Linked DNA regions of Homo sapiens: region 1 is linked to region 2. Evidence: chromatin loops called from intact Hi-C (ENCODE). Cell type or tissue: CD4-positive, alpha-beta T cell. All regions are shown on one strand. Each heading gives the region's core, and the rest is flanking DNA. Links, peaks and the distances in the headings are about the cores only.

Region 1 (8,974 bases), core at 1-8,000, 52 kb before region 2:
AATACATGCCTGACCGGCCGCGGTGGCTCACGCCTGTAATCCCAGCACTTTGGGAGGCTGAGGGGGCGGATCACCTGAGGTCAGGAGTTTCAGACCAGCCTGACCAACATGGAGAAACCCCGTCTCTACCAAAAATACAAAATTAGCCGGGCATGGTGGTGTAATCCCAGCTACTTGGGAGGCTGAGGCAGGAGTATCACTTAAACCTGGAAAGCGGAGGTTGTGGTGAGCTGAGATCAGCGCCATTGCACTCCAGCCTGGGCAACAAGAGCGAAACTCCGTCTCAAAAAAACAAGAAAGAAAAATTAGCTGGGCATAGCGGCGGGCGCATGTAATCCCAGCAATTCCGGAGGCTGAGGCAGGAGAATAACTTCAACTCGAGAGGCGGAGGTTGCAATGAGCCAAGATCGCACCACTGCACTCCAGCCTGGGTGACATGAGTGAAACTCCGTCTCAAAAAAAAAGAAAAACACGTGCCCTTGGATAAGGACACACACACACACACACACACACACACACACACACACACACACACACAACTGCTGTGGGGGTGTTGATAGGATTCTGTGTTTTCTTTCCCCTGGAAAAAAACATAATTATTTTAAGCCATGGGAAATAAAAGGGCACTTTTTTTCCCCACACTTGGAGCTAATGTTCTTCCCTTTCTGAGCTCTAAAAGGAGTGGTCAATTTCTTATATCATCAACAGTTCAATTTTCTAGATCTACCACAAGCTCTAGGCCATTCCTGCCACATGTTTCCAGGCCTTCATTCCCACCCCTACTCCCTACCGCCATAGGAGGAAAACAGAAGGGACAGGAAGAGAAAGCATAGGACAAGGCCCATTATTAAACAAGTAATACCTTTCTTGGTCGTGGTGAAATATTTTGAGTCAGTCATTTTGGTCCCTTATCTGTAGCCAGGCTTCTGCAAGAGAGAGAAGAGAGGGGTGACTTTCAGTTATGCTCCATCCCATCTTCAGTTATGGTGCAGAGGGAGGAGAAGGATCCAGAACACATGTGGTACAGGAAAACAGCTGCTTATCTATTTCCTGGAGAAACAAACTTTAGATCATGGCAGATTAGATTTTGAAAAGTAATTCTGAGGAATCTATCAACCTTTTTTTTTTTTTTTTCTTCAGAGATGGGATCTCACCATGTTGCCCAGGCTGGTCTCAAACTCCTGGGCTCAGCCAATCCTCCTGCCTCGGCCTCCCAAAGTGCTGGGATTACAGGTGTGAGCCACCACACCTGATCCCATCAAATTTTTGAATGTGCCTCTTCTAGAAATCTTTCCCACAAAAATATCTGCACAAGGATGGATGGGCTTACAGCAGCCCCTTTGTGGGACCCACTTTGCTCAGCACTGTCCTAAATGCTTGGCACACATTAACTCATTAGGAGCCTCATCACAGCATCATCAAGGCACGATATTACCCTATACAGTCAAATAAGATTAGAAAATACCAAGCTTAAAAGGCTAGGGAGACTTCTTCTCCCCACAACTTTTCTAAGCTGCTAAAATAGTAACATGCCTGATTCATCTCTGGAAAGGGCTAGAATCTGTACTCTACAGCAGTTCCCAAATCTACCTGGCCAGTTTTCTTAAAGGCTCTCTCAGGACATCTCCTAGCGCAAAGCTCACAGCGTGAAGTACTATTGTAGACAATAGGGGCTGGGCACCACAGCTCATGCCTGTAATCCCAGCACTTTGGGAGGCTGAGGCGGGTGGATCACCTGAGGTCAGGAGTTTGAAACCAGCCTGGCCAACATGGTAAAAACCATCTCTACTAAAAATACAAAAAATTAGCCAGGCGTGGTAGTGTGTGCCTGTAATCTCAGTTACTTGGGAGGGTGAGGCAGGAGAATCACTGGAACCCAAGAGACTGAGGCTGCAGTAAGCTGAGACCACACCACTGCACTCCAGCCTGGGAGACAGAGCAAGACTCTGTCTCAGAAAAAAAAAAGACAATAGGACAAAGAAAGTACTGAAGCTCTGCCATTCATTTAACAAAAATCATTTAACAAAAATTTACTGAGCATCTCCTATGTACCTCAGTAGTTCTTCTGGGCAACAGATGAAAGAAAAGAAGTTACACAGGAACCAAGATACCCTAGATACATTTATTAAGAATCTATCATTTACTGAGCCCCTATTAAAGGCAGGGGCTTCGCCCACATTATCTCACTTAATCTTGTCAATAATGTAACTGCTTTGAATCCCATTTTACAAATGATGAAACGGACTCAGCGATGTTACATGACGTGCCCAAGGTCAAATGGCTTGTAAGTGGCTGGGCTGGGAGACCATCTCAGGCCTACCTGAGCTTAGTTCCTATGCTCTATTGAAGGAATTCTGTTTCCCCCTTCTGACGAGGAGGACAGTTCCCTGATAGTGGCTAAAGGATTCAGTCAAAAAAAAAAAAAAAAATTGAGGCCGGACGCAGTGGTGCACACCTGTAGTCCCATCTACTTGGGAGGCTGAGTGGCACAAGAAGCACTTGAACCCAGGAGGCAGAAGTTGCAGTGAGCTGAGACTGTGCCACAGCACTCCAGTGTGGTGACAGAGCAAGACTCTGTCTCCCCGCCCCACCCCCGCAAAAAAAAAACACATTGAGACTTTCAAGTACAGCCTTCCAATCCTACCTGTAGTTTTATGTGGTATAGAAAACCACACAACTCCAAAAAACAGACATTTGAATGGAGAAAACCCACTTCACTTTATCTCTTTTGTTGCGTCTATGGAAGGGACTCAAACAAATAACCCACCAATATCTCCTTTCAAGTCATTACTATACGGGGGCAAGATGAAAGTTACTAGTGCAACGGATGTGAGGGATCAGGAGTCATTTCACAGCCTCTGGAAACCAAGCCAACACAGCACCTCCTCTCCAGCCCAATTGGATTTTTCCAAATTAAGCTTGTATTTATGGCAGGATGGCACTGAGCAAGCCTCCCAACCGAGAGACACCCATAGATTTTGTTTCAGTAATCACTGGGAAACAAATACGTACTGTCTTGGGGTCACCTTAAATCCTTTGTGGATCCTGAAGGAATAAAGGAATAAAGGCTTCACTGACAAAACAGTACAAAAAAAGGCACAATTCTACTTCCCTTTTGCTTTGCAAAGTTGAAAAGGAAGGATGGCACTTTTCTATGGGAGCTGCAGGAAAGAGCAGAAGAGCCCACTGCGTCTGATGTTGCAAGTCCCACAGTGGGGACTCTAAACTTGCTGGTCCTCCCAGCATGAGTCATGGCTGTAGACAGATCCACAAAGGAAGGCCCCGCATGCGCCAGGCTCACAGCTCCCGTTCGCCCTCCTCTTTCATGCCTGGCCCAGGCCCGGCACATAGCAAGTATTCAATTGATAGTTGTTGAAAGAAATGAAAAGGGGCCACTGAAAATCCCAGGGAGCCTCAGCCTGCTCTCTGGCAGCCCTGTTACGTAACTAGTTAGCATTTGTTTCCAACAGGAATTTACCGACATTAAAAACGATTTTTTTTTTTTTTTTTTTTTGCACACACATAAAGCCATTTTCTCAAAGAAACCTCACCAACCTAGGGGTTCTTTGGGGACCTCTGAAAATGGGCAGGTAAATCAGATAATGGGATTTCTGTCTTACAATAAAGATCTGCATGGTTCCAGAAGTCACAGACTTGAGAGTGTAACTGCCAAAAGTATCCAAAATAATAGGATAATATCATTTCTCAAGGTTGAGTGTAAGAGGGATAACTGAAGACAAAAGGGGCTAAAACTCACAGGCCACAAAGAAACACAGAAAGTAACACAGAAACCACTCCAACATTAAATCTAAAAAGAAACAAAAGTGGCCGGGCGTGGTGGCTCATGCCTGTAATCCTAGCACTTTGGGAGGCTGAGGTGGGCAGATTGCCTGAGCTCAGGAGTTTGAGACCAGCCTGGGCAACATAGTGAAACCCCGTCGCTACTAAAATACAAAAAATTAGCTGGGCGTGGTGGCATGTGCCTGTAGTCCCAGCTACTCGGGAGGCTGAGGCAAGAGAATTGCTTGAACTCAGGAGGTGGAGACTGCAGTGAGCTGAGATCGTGCCACTGCACTCCAGCCCGAGCGACAGAGTGAGACTCAGTCTCAAAAAAAAAAAAAAAAAGAAAGAAAGAAAGAAAGAAAAGTGAATAAAACAAACAAAATACCTTAGATAACTAATGTGAGAGCTGCTCGGAATTTCTTGCCTCTCCAGAAGAAAAAGCCGTCAGAGCCTGTCCCCTCCCCTGCAGGCCCAATACAACATCAGAGGGCCCTAAATTCCCAGGACGCAACCTGCTGGTGACAGATGGGTGCTGTATGCAACTGACCAAGAGGAGAAACGGGTGAGAAAGCCTTTCTTTCTGGGGATTTAAAAAAAAAGTGACAGAGCTGCAGGGTAGCTGGTCAAAGCACAGCTGCAGGGTAGCTGGTCAAAGCACAGCTGCAGATACCCCAACAGCGCTGAGCTTTCCGTGACAGTCTTCCTTTTACAGGTGCTAAGCAACTACTCACAAACTTAACTGCCACTCAGTGCACTGGTGCTGGCTGCAGCTTTTTTCCGCAGTATCTGTTTCACATATCCCTCTGCAGAGGGCCCAATGGGACTGATGATGCAGAAATGTATCCCTCTGAAGTTGTTTCATATGCAGGAAATTAAAGTAGAGAAGGGAGGAGATGCGGAGAAAAGTGAAACGCTTTAGAAAGCCACCCCAAAACACAGATAACAAAACAAAACAAAACACCTCACTTCACCATGAATGATTCCCTACCTACAGCTTAGTGATGTACTGAGGGCAGCTATCTCCTCGTGTCCTTTCTCCATTGTGAGCACCTAATGCTGGTACCTGGTCTTGCAGTTGCCTCTTGGATGGATATCAGTGCAAGAGATTTCTCATTCTCTCCGCAGGAATGGAAAAAACCCTACAGTTCAGTCCTAACGGGGCTCAGACTCATAGATGCCATGAGAAAGACTGGTGTTTTTCCTGGCACCTGCTTGGCTGTTATCATGCACTGTATCCCTACCCCATAGAGGCCAAAGGGGCTGAGACCTTGTTCTCTGATGAATCTGATCGGGTACACGAATCATATTTGAAAGCAGGCAGCGGCTGGGCGCGGTGGCTTATGCCTGTAATCCCAGCACTTTGGGAGGCTGAGGTGGGCAGATCACGAGGTCAGGAGATCGAGACCATCCTGGCTAACATGGTGAAACCCCATCTCTATGAAAAATAAAAAAAATTAGCCGGGTGTGGTGGCACGTGCCTGTAGTTCCAGTTACTCAGGAGGCTGAGGCAGGAGAAGCATGAACCCAGAGGCGGAGCTTGCAGTGAGCAGAGATCGCGCCACTGCACTCTAGCTTGGGCGACAGAGTGAGACTCCGTCTCAAAAAAAAAAAGCCAGCAAATTTAGGCAAGAAAAAGCTTAGGGTTTGGATTCCATCTTTGGAAGTGTCAGGGCAAATTTTTTAAAGTGGTTAATTACGGGGAATTTTTGATTCAGAAACTGCTCTGGCCAGTATAATGAGTCACTTTGCTAAGGAGACAGCATTCTGGGCTGGGATCCCCCCCTCAATTTCAGCATTTACAGGCCAAGAAATGCCTCAAGGGGATGGCATGGTCAAAATTAAAAGAGGGGCATACCTGGAACAACTGGTTTCACCCTTGAGGAGCCAGTGTGGCTGTCCTCTCTTAATCTTAATATTTCTCACACCCACATTTGAAAGATTATGACTTTGATGTCACATCCCAGAAACAGTTCTGGTTAACTTCATTTTTTAGAATTAAAGAAAGGGAACTGAGGCTGGGCATGGTGGCTCACGCCTGTAATCCGAGCAGTTTGGGAGGTCCAGGTGGGCAGATCACCTGAGGTCAGGAGTTCGAGACCAGCCTAGCCAACATGGTGAAACCCCATCTCTACTAAAAATACAAAAAATTAGCCGGGCATGCTGGCGGGTGCCTGTAGTCCCAGCTACTCGGGAGGCTGAGGTAGGGGAATCACTTGAACCCGGGAGGCAGAGGTTGCAGTGAGGTGAGATCGCAGCATTGCACTCCAGCCTGCGCAACAAGAACGAAACTGGGTCTCAAAAAAAAAAAAAAAAAGAAAAAAGAAAAGAAAAGGAACTGAGCAATAAAGCCTAAAATATAGTAGCTTTCTCTCTTATGTTTTCTAGATGTATAAAGAAGCCCTTGGTGAGACTTTTGGAAACAGTGTCCAGGGACAAAGATGTAACATGATCTAAGAGAGGGAAAAAGAGGTCCTAGGTCCTAAGGAAAAAAAAGGGAAGAAGAAAAAACATTTCCATCTAAAGACTTTGGTTTTTAGCTGCTGAAGTTAGGGTTAGGCTTAAAGGAAAAAAAGTTCTCAATATTTTTCAAATTTTGTCTTCATATATCTAAATATAATTTTAGGAACAAGAAATATAGACTATCTTTCTGTGTTTTAAGCTAATAAAATGAATTTATATCTATTTTTAAAACATAAGAAAATCACCTCCTTTGAGAATGAAAAAAATAAAAACATAAGAAAATGGGTACTAAGTATAGTATTTCAATTTTTCTCCAATGTCTCAAAATTGGTGACAACCTTTAAAAGGAAAGTATGCTGAACTGAGTCTACTTCATCTCCATAGTTCAATTTCCCTCTTTAAAATGGGGAGATCAAGCCGGGTGTTGTGGGTCACACCTGTGAATACCAGCACCTTGGGAGGCCAAGGCGGACAAATTGCTTGAGGCCAGGAGTTTGAGACTGGCTTGGGAAACATGGTGAAATCCTGTCTCTACCAAATTAGCATGGTGGTGCACACCTGTAGTCCCAGCTACTCAGGAGGCGGAGGTGGGAGGACTACTTGAGCCTGGGAGGCAGGAGGTTGCAGTGAGCCAACATCGCACTACTGCACTCCAGCCTGGGTGACAGAGTGAGACCGTGTCTCAAAAAAAGAAAAAAAGAGTGGGGGGTGGGGACTGCTGTACCTGCTCTTCTGTGTATTTCACATATTTCTTCTGACAAGGGCTAATGTGAGAATGAAAGCACGTTGACAAGAAAAAATGTAAACATCATAAATATCACAAGATTTCATGTGTACAAAGCTCTAAGAGGCAAACCTAAGCTACGGTGATAACAGTCAGGTCAGTGGATGCTTCTGGGTGGGAAGGACTGAAAGTGGGCATGAAGGGCCCCTGCAGTAAGGGAAATGATCTGCATCCTGATGCAGATACTGGACACACTGTACACTTAAGAGCCAAGCATGTCACTTGGTGTAAATTAAACAGACATTTTAAAAAATGTGCTGGGCGCAGAGGCCTGTAATCCCAGCACTTTCGGAGGCCAAGGCGGGTGGATCACCTGCGGCCAGGAGTTCGAGACTGGCCTGGCTAACATGGTGAAACCCGTCTCTAGTAAAAATACAAAAATTAGCTGGGCCTGGTAGTGGGCACCTGTAATCCCAGCTACATGGGAGGCTGAAGCACAAGAATCGCTTGAACCTAGGAGGCAGAGGTTGCAGCAAGCTGAGGTGGCACCACTGCACTCCAGCCTGGGCGACAGAGCAAGACTCGGTCTGAAAAAAAAAAAAAAGGCAAGGCACGGTGGCTCACACCTGTAATCCCAGCACTTTGGGAGGCTGAGGGGGGTGGATCACCTGAGGTCAGGAGTTCAAGACCAGCCTGGCCAACATGGCAAAACCCCATCTCTACTAAAAATACAAAAATTAGCTGGGCATGGTGGCGGTGCATGCCTGTAATCACAGCTACTTGGGAGGCTGAGGTGGGAGAATCGCTTGAACCCCAGAGGCAGAGGTTGCAGTAAGCCAAGATCGGCGCCACTGCACTCCAGCCTGGGCAACAGAGCAAGACTCTGTCTAAAAAAAAATTTTGTTTTTAAAAAAATAACAAAATAAAACTCAAATCTGGAGAAGAAAGGAAGAATGAAACATTGCATCCAGAGGAAAGTCTTTGGAGTGTGACATCAAATCTGGAAATCTTAAAAGAACCATGAATTCAATTCCATAAAAATTGAGTTTTCCTGCATGGCCAAAACAATAAAAAGCCAAAAGCCGTATGATAAACATACTCACTAACATTTGCATCACATTGCAGACAAGGCCTATTTTCCTATATAAAAAGTGACTACAAATAGGAGAATGGCAGAGGATGTGGACAGTTCACAGAAAGTGAATTAATATAATGGTTCAAGCTTATTTCTAAGAGACACAGAAACTGAAACTACGGTGAAATATAACCTGTCAGCTGCTGAACTGATAAAGAGCCAAGAGTCTAATAACACCCCATGTTGGAGCTGACATAGGTAAATAGGCGCCCTCATTTGAGGCTAGTGATAGTCTGAAACGCTACAACCTCTGAAGCAAATCGGTAACAGCCATTAAAATTGCAAAGGTCCTTACCCGTTGACCCAGTAATTCTGCTTCTAGGACTTTACATGTGGAAAACTACGTAGATACAAAATTATTCATGCAACATCCTTTCTAATAGCAAAATACTGTAAATGTCCATCCACAGGATTGTTTTAAAAAATGACAGCACAGTAGAGCTGGGCACATCTGTGGCTCCAGCTACTCAGGAGGCTGAGTGGTGAGGATAGTTTGAGCCCAGGAGTTTGAGGCCAGCCTGGGCAACACAGTAAGACCCCAACTCTATACATAAATAAAATGATAGCACAGCATATGGACATATGGAATACTATACAACCATGCAAAAGAATAGGCAGTTCTGGCCGGGCGCGGTGGCTCATGCCTGTGATCCCAGCACTTCGGGAGGCCGAGGCAGGTGGATCACAAGGTCAGGAGTTCGAGACCAGCCTGGCCAACATAGTGAAACCCCGTCTCTACTAAAAACACAAAAAAATTAGTCGGTGTGGTGGCACACGCCTGTAGTCCCAGCTACTCGGGAGGCTGAGGCAGGAGAATCGCTTGAACCTGGGAGGCAGAGGTTGTAGTGAGGTGAGACTGTGCCATTGCACTC
Region 2 (10,628 bases), core at 2,629-10,628:
TGTCCCCTTCCATGCCACTTCATTCTTTAGGGAAGCAAACGCCCTCCCAGGAGCTCATTCCCATTCCTGGGCCACAGTCAAAGGGAAAACCTGATCCAGACATGAATTTCCTTGGGCCTCTGCATTTCCAGACATCCTGTCATTGCATGCATGGGGCTGACTGTCTCATCTCAGCTTCAGAAGGGCAGGCAGAGTTGTGGACACCCTGCTGAGCAAATGCCCACCGGAGTCAGGGGTTCAGCTTTCCTGCATCACTGCTGCAGGTGGGGGCTGGGGAGGGGGGCATAGGGGGTCCTAGGGAGTAGTTTTTGTATGAGCCTGTGTCACAGCACTTGATGTTTAGCAGAGAGACCCAGCTGACCGTCCTAAAGAAAGATGCAACTGAAACTCACTTCCCAGGGCCTTTATAACTGAATGAGACAACATACTTAGGTATCTGGTCCTTGATATCTGGGAGATGCTGAGTAAATGAAAATGATCCTTTCTCCCTCTCTGATACTTAATGTGGCCCCTTACTTTGGGCTGCTGGTTCTGGAGGGTCGCAGGGAAGCAGGATGGCTCACGCTGCTTTCTCCACAAGCTCTGGCACCCAGTAAGAACCAGCACAGCATGCATGGAGCACACACCATACACCAAGCTTGGTGCTAAGAGCTTTACATGCTTGATCTCATTTAACTGCCCTTAGAAGTCAGGGGATGATCCCCATTTCAGAGAATACTGAGGTTCATAAATGTCAAATAACCTGCCTGGAGGAGCCAGGTCTGAGAACAAGGTCCATGCTCATGACCACTGGGTGGAACCCTTCTCAACATGGTACCCGTGGTCCCAGAGTCACAGGCCTTCTCAAGATGTGAAATTTGGTTAGAGATCAATTTTCTATCTCTGGAATCATCATATCCCCTCTCAATTCTTATGTATTTACAGTCAAGGACGTGTCAACATAGAGACTTAGGAGGACAAAGTGAACTTCCTGATCCCCAACAGGCAGATCCCCAAAAGCCAAAATGTATGTGTCACCTTGGAAGATGACGCACCAGGAAGAATGGGGAGGAGGGAGGAGGAAAAACTGCTGATGAGGCCGACTCGCTCTTTGGGGCTTATCATATCAGCAAAGCCAGCTCTTTTGAGATGGAAGAACAAAGATGTTTCTCCTCTGTGAGGAGGTGACAGTGGTGTTCTGGGTGAAGGAGAGCAGCTTTGTCCTGGAAGGAATCTGACTTGGAAGGAGGCCCAGTTGTCCAGCAGGTACCTGTTCCCTTTCTGCTCTGGCTTCCAAAGGGCTCTCTGCAGAGCCCCTTCCCGGAGCTGCTGGCAGGAGGTCCTTTGCTTGGGGGGTGATCCATGGGGACGTCTGGAGCAGTGGGAGCCTATCTTGGGACCTGGATGGGAGCTGCTCCACCTCAGCACCCAGGTTATGAGGCACAGGGCTGGGCACCACGAGGGCATGGGTGAAAGTGGCCTGGATTTGGATTTCAGAAGAACTGGGCTTGAGTCCTAGTTCTGCCATAAACCATGTGACTCTTAGGCAGTCACTTTATGTTTTTATTTCTTTGGCAGTAAAACTGTCATTACCTACAATATGGGAATTGTAAGGAACTACTGAGAAAACAAATCTCAAAATGTTCTGTGCAGACTCTCAAATACTGTGCAAATATCAAGCTGTTTTAAAATCCAGTCTCTGCCTTTGAGATTTTACAATCTGGTGAGCAGGTAAACACAAGTACACATAACAAGAGAACAGTCTCCATTTAGTGCTGGGTGATGGGAACAGAGGCAAATGCTTTGAGTTTGGGGTAGTGAGCTGGGGTGATGAGGGAAGGCAGGAATGCGGGGAAGGCAGACCTTGAATGGTTTTTTTTTTTTTTTTTTTGAGAGGGAGTCTCGCTCTGTCATCCAGGCTGGAGTGCAGGCTCAGCTCACTGCAGCCTCTGCCTCCTGGGTTCCAGCAATTCTCTGTCTCAGCCTCCTGAGCAGCTGAAATTACATGTGCCCGCCACCATACCCAGCTAATTTTTGTATTTTTAGTAGAGATGGGGTTTCACCATCTTGGCCAGGTGGTCTTGAACTCCTGACCTTGTGATCCACCCTCCTCGGCCTCCCAAAGTGCTAGGATTACAGGTGTGAGCCACCGCACCCAGCCTCGAATGGGTTTTCAAAGATGGGAAGACAAGCTGGGTCACTGGGCGCTCCCACAGGGGAAGCATGAGCCAAGGTGCGGCAGCCGCTCTACACACGACCTGCTTTAGCTATCGGGTGCGATAGAGGCTGCACACCGGTGACAAATTAGAGAAATCCAATCTGCACATGTATTTTACTTGCACCACACAGTGTTTGTTTAATATCATCTGGCCACTTAAGACAGGGAGATTTAAAATGAAAAATCCAGATTTCCCATTCTTCTTCGTCTTCTTTTTTTTTTTTTTTTTTTTTGAGACTGAGTCTCGCTCTGTCACCTGGGCTGGACTGCAGTGGCACAATCTCAGCTGAATGCACCCTCTGTCTCCCAGGTTCAAGCAATTCTCCTGCCTCAGCCTCCCGAGTAGCTGAGATTACAGGCATGTGCCACCATGCCCGGCTAATTTTTGTATTTTTAGTAGAGACAGGATATCACCACATTGGCCAGGCTGGTGTCGAACTCCTGACCTCGAGATCCGCCCACCTGGGCCTCCCCAAGTGCTAGGATTACAGGTGTGAGCCACTGCGCCTGGCCCAGATTTCCCATTCTTTTTAAAAACCAGAAGACCTGGCCACACTGGGTCCTCTTCCCCAGCCAGTACTGATCCTCTGGAGTTTCTGAGAGGGTTCATGCCACACCCACTCCATCACCTGCTGCCTTTCCCACCTACTCCAGTTAACTCACTCCATCACCACCTGACCTGTCAGTGTCTGGGCTCGTGATTCCTGTGTAAACAAAACCTTCTATTGGGAAGAAAGTTTTATGAAGGGAGCTGTATGAGGGGAGACATGGGTCCCTAGACACCCTAAAGGAGAGACTGAAGTGGACCCAAGCTATAAACCCTCCCCTGTCAGCCAGCTTCCAGCTGCCACCAGGCCTACTCCTACACACCTGACATCTTTGCCCACGGTCATCGATGCAATCACTTTCTTCACTGCCTCCTTCTTCTTCTCCTTCTTGTCACTGTTGAGCTCTGCCTTCAGCTCGAAGATCTCCCCTAAGGAAAGGAGGCAAGCATGAGTGATCCCTCCCTACCCTGGCAGGGGACAATTCCCAGTATCTAACTTCCAAAAGAACCGGAGGGAGGCACGTAAGACATCCTATGCTGTTGGCTGAGGGAAGCTTCAGGCGCCTGGCCTCAGGTGGGCCAGGCAACAGTGAGGGATGACTGTTAGGACAGGAATTAACAAGATGGAAACTTGTAGGCCGGGTGCAGTCGCTCACACCTGTAATCCCAGCACTTTAAGAGGCTGAGGATCAGCTGGGCACGGTGGCTCATGTCTGTAATCCCAGCGCTTTGGGAGGTCGAGGGAGGCAGATCACGAGGCCAGGAGATCAAGACCATCCTGGCCAACGTAGTGAAACCTCGTTTCTAATAAAATACAAAAAATCAGCGCGATTTTTTGGTGCAAGCCTGTAATCCCAGCTACTCGGGAGGCTGAGGCTGGAGGATTGTTTGAGGCCAGAGGTCGAGGCTGCCATGAGCCATGACACCACTACACTCCAGCCTGGGTGACACAAAGTGAGATCCTCTCTCCAAAAAAAAAAAAAAAGAAAAGAAAAAAAAAGAAACTTAGAGGCCACTCTGGATTGAAGCAACAGGAACCATGGAAGCTACAAAGGTTCTGAGGAAGACAAAAGCATCAAAAACATGATGGCAGGCTCTGCTCAGCCAGGGAGCTAAAAACCCAGTGGAAGGCAAAGCTGTCCTCAGCTACCCTCACTCAACAAAAGACCCTTAAAAGGCTCAGTGCAATAGAACCTGAGTACTTAAGGCTTGCGGGGTGAGAGCAGGATTTGTGGATTCCCACATGGAGGCCTTTCCTGTTTTCCTCAAACCTCTAAGACAGCTTGCTCAGGATTTCACTTCCTGAGACACAAGTGGTTGCTCAGCTCTGAAAATGGGAATTCAGCTGCTCCATGAGAGCTCAAGCATGAAATCAATTGTTCTGAAGAACTTCATGATGTGAGAAAAACAAATGAGGAAGTAGGGTTGTCTGGTCCTGCCATGGACAGATAGTCAGGACCCTGATAACAGGTTAGGAGGGCAGATGTCATTTCCTGACCCCTTCTCTCTCTTTTTTTGAGATGGAGTCTCGCTCTGTCACCCAGGCTGGAGTGCAGTGGCCCCATCTCAGCTCACTGCAACTTCTGCCTCCCGGGTTCCAGCAATTCTCCTGCCTCAGCATACCGGGTAGCAGGGACTACAGGCACGTGCCGTCATGCCTGGCTAATTTTTGTATTTTTAGTAGAGATGGGGTTTCACCATGTTGGCCAGGCTGGTCTTGAAATCCTGACTTCGTGGTCTGCCCTCCTCAGCCTCCCAAAGCCTTGGGATTACAGGCATGAGCCACTGCAGATGGTTTTTTGCTTTTTTTTTTTTTTTTTTTTTTTTGAGACGAAGTCTCACTCTGTCTCCCGGGCTGGAGTGCAACGGTGCGATCTCGGCTCACCACAACTTCCACATCCCGGGTTCAAGCAATTCTCCTGCCTCAACCTCCCAGATAGCTGGAACTACAGGCGGGCACCATCATACCCTCCTAATTTTTGTATTTTTAGTAGAGACGGGGTTTCACCACGTTGGCCTGGGTGGTCTTAAACTCCTGACCTCAGGTGATCCACCTGCCTTGGCCTCCCAAAGTGCTGGGATTACAGGCGTGATCCACCGTGCCCAGCCCCCCTGAGCCCTTCTCTAAGCCCAGTCCCATACTAACTTGTTCCCACACATTTTCTTATTTCATCCTCACAACTCTGCATTTCCCTCCATTTCGCAGTGAGCAAATGGAGGCTGTGAGAGGCTCAGTAACGTAAACCCAATGCCAGCAGGTGGTAGGACTGAAACTCAAAACCAGGTCTGCTAGCTCCAAAGCCCATGCTCTCAATCCCTATGCTTGGGCCTACCCAAGATACTCACTTTGCTTTCCTAAACCTGTTTCCTTGTCTCTTTGGCTGGAGCATTGAACCCAGGCATGTCTGTCCACACATCTCTCTTCCCAAAAGAAATCCACTAAAAAACCCCAACCCCAAAATAAAAAAATTAGCTCGGCATAGTGGCACGTGCCTGTAGTCCCAGCTACTTGGGAGAATTGCTTGAACCCAGGAGGCTGCAGTGAGCAGAGATCTTCCCATTGCACTCCAGCCTGGGTGACAGAGACTCTGTCTCAAAAAAAACAAACAAACAACAAAACCCACCCCTGGGACTCCAATACACTCAGCACTACGTTCACCCTGTGGCTCACTAAGCCCCACAAGACTGATCCCTGTGTACCTCTCCAATTGCTTTCTCTCTTTTTTCAATTAGTTGCCCAGGCTAGACTCGAACTCCTGGGCTCAAGCAAGTAATCCTCCCACCCAAGCCACCACCTGGGGCGCCACTGTGCCTGGCTCTAACCTCTTCTTGTATCACCCTCCTCGGTAGCTCATGCCCACTACCTTCCTTTCCCCAAATGTGTCACAGGCACAGCACTCACTCCTTCCCCTTCCTATCCCCCATCGATCTGGCCAGCTCCACCCAGAGCTCTCCCACAGTCCCCCCTGGACCCAGTACACTTCAGTGTGGTTACTACTCTACAGACTGTCTTCCCTGCTCAACCTTGAGCAACACCAGGTCAGAGGCTCTGTTTCTCTTCCACTGCACATGGTAGGTTCTCAGTAAAAACCAGCTAGACCAATACATGAAATGCCTGATAAGGGGCAGACTTCGGGTCCTGGATCAGCTGATCCAACAACAGACTCTTTTCATCTGGTCGGCAGGCATGTGTCAGTATCACTTGGAAGGAAGGAGGGAGGAAGGAAGGGCTGGCCAGAAAGATGCTTACAGGGTCAAAGCACATTTGTCAGCTACGACAACATCCTCCATTTCCTTAAAAGCAGAAACAACCAAAATATCCAACGATATAAGCCTAGCTTAGCAAATTTCAGTGTAGCTACTCAATAGACTCAATCCAAGGTGGGTGGATCACTTGAGGTCAGGAGTTTGAGACCAGCCTGGCCAACATGGTGAAACCCCATCTCTACTAAAAATACAAAAAACTGCCAGGTGCAGTGGCTCACACCTGTAATCCTAGCACTTTGGGAGGCTGAGGCTGGTGGATCACCTGAGGTTGGGAGTTTGAGACCAGCCTGACAAGTATGGAGAAACGCCATCTCTACCAAAAATACAAAATTAGCCAGGCATGGTGGTGCATGCCTGTAATCCCATGACTTGGGAGGCTGAGGCAGAAGAATCGCTCGAACCCAGGAGGCAGAGGTTGCAGTGAGCCAATATTGGTGCCATTGTACTCGTGCCTGGGCAACAAGAGCAAAACTCAGTCTCAAATAAATAAATAAATTAGCTGGGCATAGTGGCGGGCACATGTAATCCCAGCTATTCCAGAAACTGAGGCAGGAGAATCACTTGAACCTGGGAGGCAGAGGTTGCAGTGAGCCAAGATCGCGCCACTGCACTCCAGCTTGGGCGACAAGAGTGAAACTCCATCTCAAAAAAAAGAAAAACATGTGCCGTTGGATAAGGACACACAGGTACATGGACGGAAACACACACATACACACACACACACACACTCTCTCTCTGCTGTGGGGATGCTGATAGGATTGTGTGTCTTCTTTCCCCTGGAAACAAAAACATAATTATTTTAGCACTTGGAGCTAATGTTCTTCCCTTTCTGAGCTCTAAAAGGAGTGGTCAATTTCTTATATCATCAACAGTTCAATTTTCTAGATCTACCACAAGCTCTAGGTCATTCCTGCCACATGTTTCCAGGCCTTCATTCCCACCCCTACTCCCTACCGCCATAGGAGGAAAACAGAAGGGACAGGAAGAGAAAGCGTAGGACAAGGCCCATTATTAAACAAGTAATACCTTTCTTGGTCGTGGTGAAATATTTTGAGTCAGTCATTTTGGTCCCTTATCTGTAGCCAGGCTTCTGCAAGAGAGAGAAGAGAGGGGTGACTTTCAGTTATGCTCCATCCCATCTTCAGTTATGGTGCAGAGGGAGGAGGAGAAGGATCCAGAACACATGTGGTACAGGAAAACAGCTGCTTATCTATTTCCTGGAGAAACAAACTTTAGATCATGGCAGATTAGATTTTGAAAAGTAATTCTGAGGAATCTATCAACTTTTTTTTTTTTCTTCAGAGATGGGATCTCACCATGTTGCCCAGGCTGGTCTCAAACTCCTGGGCTCAGCCAATCCTCCTGCCTCGGCCTCCCAAAGTGCTGGGATTACAGGTGTGAGCCACCACACCTGATCCCATCAAATTTTTGAATGTGCCTCTTCTAGAAATCTTTCCCACAAAAATATCTGCACAAGGATGGACGGGCTTACAGCAGCCCCTTTGTGGGACCCACTTTGCTCAGCACTGTCCTAAATGCTTGGCACACATTAACTCATTAGAAGCCTCATCACAGCATCATCAAGGCACGATGTTACCCTATACAGTCAAATGAGATTAGAAAATACCAAGCTTAAAAGGCTAGGGAGACTTCTCCCCATGACTTCTCTAAGCTGCTAAAACAGTAACATGTATGATTCATCTGTGGAAAGGGCTAGAATCTATAGCAGTTCCCAAATCTACCTGGCCAAATTTCTTACAGGCTCTCTCAGGACATCTCCTAGAGCAAAGCTCACGGTGTAAAGTACTATTGTAAGACAATAAGGGCCAGGTGCTATAGCTCATGCCTGTAATCCCAGCCAAGGCACGTGGATCACCTGAGGTCAGGAGATCGAGACCAGATGAAACCCATCTCTACTAAAAATACAAAAAATTAGCTGGGCGTGGTGGTGCGTGCCTGTAATCCCAGTTACTCAGGAGGCTGAGGCGGAAAAATCACTGGAACCCGGGAGACGGAGGCTGCAGTGAGCCAAGATAGCACCACTGCACTTCAGCCTGGGAGACAGAATCCTGCTTTGTCTCAGAAAAAAAAAAGACCATAGGACAAAGAAAGTAGTGAAGCTCCGCCATTCATTCAACAAAAATTTACTGAGCATCTACTGTGTACCTCAATAGTTCTTCTGGGCAACAGATGAAAGAAAAGAAGTTACACAGGAACAAAGATACCCTGGATACATGGCCAAGGCTTCTAGGATGGTTCTAAGATTTATTAAGAATCTATCATTTACCGAGCCCCTATTAAAGGCAGGAGCTTCACCCACATTACCTCATTTAATCTTGTCAATAATATAACTGCTTTGAATCCCATTTTACAGAAAATGAGAAAAGGACTCAGGGATGTTGCATAATTTGCCCAAGGTCAAATGGCTTGTAAGTGGCTGGGCTGGGAGACCATCTCAGGTCTACCTGAGCTTAGTTCCTATGCTCTATCGATGAAGGAATTCTGCTTCCCGCTTCTGAAAAGGAGGACAATTCCTTGACAGTGGCTAAGGACAAAGTAAAAAAAAAAAAAAAAAAAAAAATTGAGGCTGGACGCAGTGGTGCACACCTGTAGTCCCATCTACTCGGGAGGCTGAATCACTTGAACCCAGGAGGCGGAGGTTGCAGTGAGCCAAGATTGAGCCACAGCACTCCAGCGTGGTGACAGAGCAAGACTCTGTCTCCCTGTCCCTCCCACCCCCCCCCCCGCAAAATTGAGACTTTCAAGTACAGCCTTCCAATCCTATCTGTAGTTTTTATATGTTATAGAAAACCACACAACTCCAGGCCAGGCGCGGTGGCTCACGCCTGTAATCCCAGCACTTTGGGAGGCCCAGGCGGGCGGATCACGAGGTCAGGAGATCGAGACCATCCTGGCTAACACAGTGAAACCCCGTCTCTACTAAAAATACAAAAAATTAGCCGGGCGTGGTGGCAGGCGCCTGTAGTCCCAGCTACTCGGGAGGCTGAGGCAGGAGAATGGCGTGGACCCGGGAGGTGGAGCTTGCAGTGAGCCGAGATTGCGCCACTGCACTCTAGCCTGGGCGACGGAGCGAGACTCCGTCTCAAAAAAAAAAAAAAAAAAGAAAACCACACAACTCCAAAAAATAAAATAGGCATTTGAATGGAGAACACCCACTTCACTTTGTCCCTTTTTTTGCATCTGTGGAAGTCACGCTGAACCTTGGTAAACCTTTCTGTTTAAGAAACGCCTTTGCAGGGAACACAGAAGCAGAGAGAAGCACTCAGTTCCAGCTTGGGGAGGCCGTGGGCTGCATCTTGACCATGGAAAGGTCCTGGGACCAACCCTTAGCTCCTCAGTTTCTGCCTTGCAAGGAAATTAAAAACCTATTAGGAAGATACCTGCAGATGGAGCAGGCCTAAAAACACAGCCACCGGTCAGAATTTCAAACCATATTGAATTCTCATAGAAATGAAATGCAAAAGCACAAAATGACAACAGCTCAAACTAGTGAAAAAAAATGCAGGACATTTGTGAAGCATTTGATGGGAAACATTCTTTTTTAATAGGAAATAATTATTGATATGGCTGGGTGTGGTGGCTCACGCCTGTAATCTCAGCACTTTGGGAGGCCGCGGTGGGTGGATCACCTGAGATGGTGGCAGGTGCCTGTAATCCCAGCTACTTGGGAGGCTGAGGCAGGAGAATTGCTTGAATCTGGGAGGTGAGGGTTGAGGTGATCTGAGATCATGCCACTGCACCCCATCCTGGGCCACAGAGCAAGACTTCATGTCAAAAAAAGAAAATTATTGATAATTTTTATTTAGGTTTGTTATGATGTATTTTTTGTCCATATTTTTAGAGACACGAATGGAATATATGGACTAATAGATAGGATATCTGCAATTTGTTTCAGACAACTGTGTAAAAGAAGTTATTTGAGGCCGGGTGCGGTGGCTTATGTCTGTAATCCCAGTACCTTGGGAGGCCAAGGCGGGCGGATCGCCTGAGGTCAGGAGTTTGAGAGCAGCCTGGCTAACATGGCCAAACCCCTTCTCCACTAAAAATACAAAAATTAGCCAGACGTGGTGGCAAGTGCCTGTAATCCCAGCTATTTGGGAGGCTGAGGCAGGAGAATCGCTTGAATCCGGGAGATGAGGGTTACGGAGATCTGAGATCATGCCACTGCACTCTAGCCTGGGCGACAGAGCAAAACTTCATGTCAAAAAAAAAAATTATTGATAATCTTTATTTAGGTTTGTAATGATGTATTTTTTGTCCATATTTTTAGAGACACGAATGGAATATATAGACTAATAGATATGATATCTGCAATTTGTTTCAGACAACCGTATAAAAGAAGTTATTTGAGGCTGGGTGCAGTGGCTCACACCTGTAATCTCAGTACTTTGGGAGGCCGAGGTGGGAGGATCGCCTGAGGTCAGGAGTTGAAGACCAGCCTGACCAATATGGTGAAACACTCTCTCTCCTAAAAATAGAAGAATTAGCTGGGCATGATGGGTGCCTGTAATCCCAACTACTCAGGAGGCTAAGGCAGGAGAATTGCTTCAACCCGGAGGCGGAGATTGCGGTGAGCAGAGATCGTGCCATTGCACT

The links. A loop is a pair of places that touch in the nucleus more often than their neighbours do. Peaks named below come from ENCODE experiments on the same cell type or tissue, not always from the same donor. Only the 100,000 strongest peaks of a DNase experiment are listed, where the experiment ranks them.
Region 1: it touches region 2 in a loop (7-fold over the local background); 3 of 110 quality-filtered maps call a loop at or near these places.

What each region holds. Positions count from the first base shown.
Region 1 is chr22:29,366,345-29,375,318 of GRCh38, forward strand. AP1B1 (adaptor related protein complex 1 subunit beta 1) reads right to left here. Exons shown (of 23, transcript NM_001127.4): 2 at 863-926. The coding sequence starts at 899. Among named protein-coding and RNA genes, the nearest start is that of AP1B1, 18 kb to the right of the region's middle. In CD4-positive, alpha-beta T cell, for the core only: no CTCF peak of the experiment used is centred there; a DNase peak (open chromatin) is centred at 3,247.
Region 2 is chr22:29,416,088-29,426,715 of GRCh38, forward strand. It overlaps a transcript of RFPL1 not described here. Among named protein-coding and RNA genes, the nearest start is that of RFPL1, 17 kb to the right of the region's middle. In CD4-positive, alpha-beta T cell, for the core only: no CTCF peak of the experiment used is centred there; no DNase peak of the experiment used is centred there.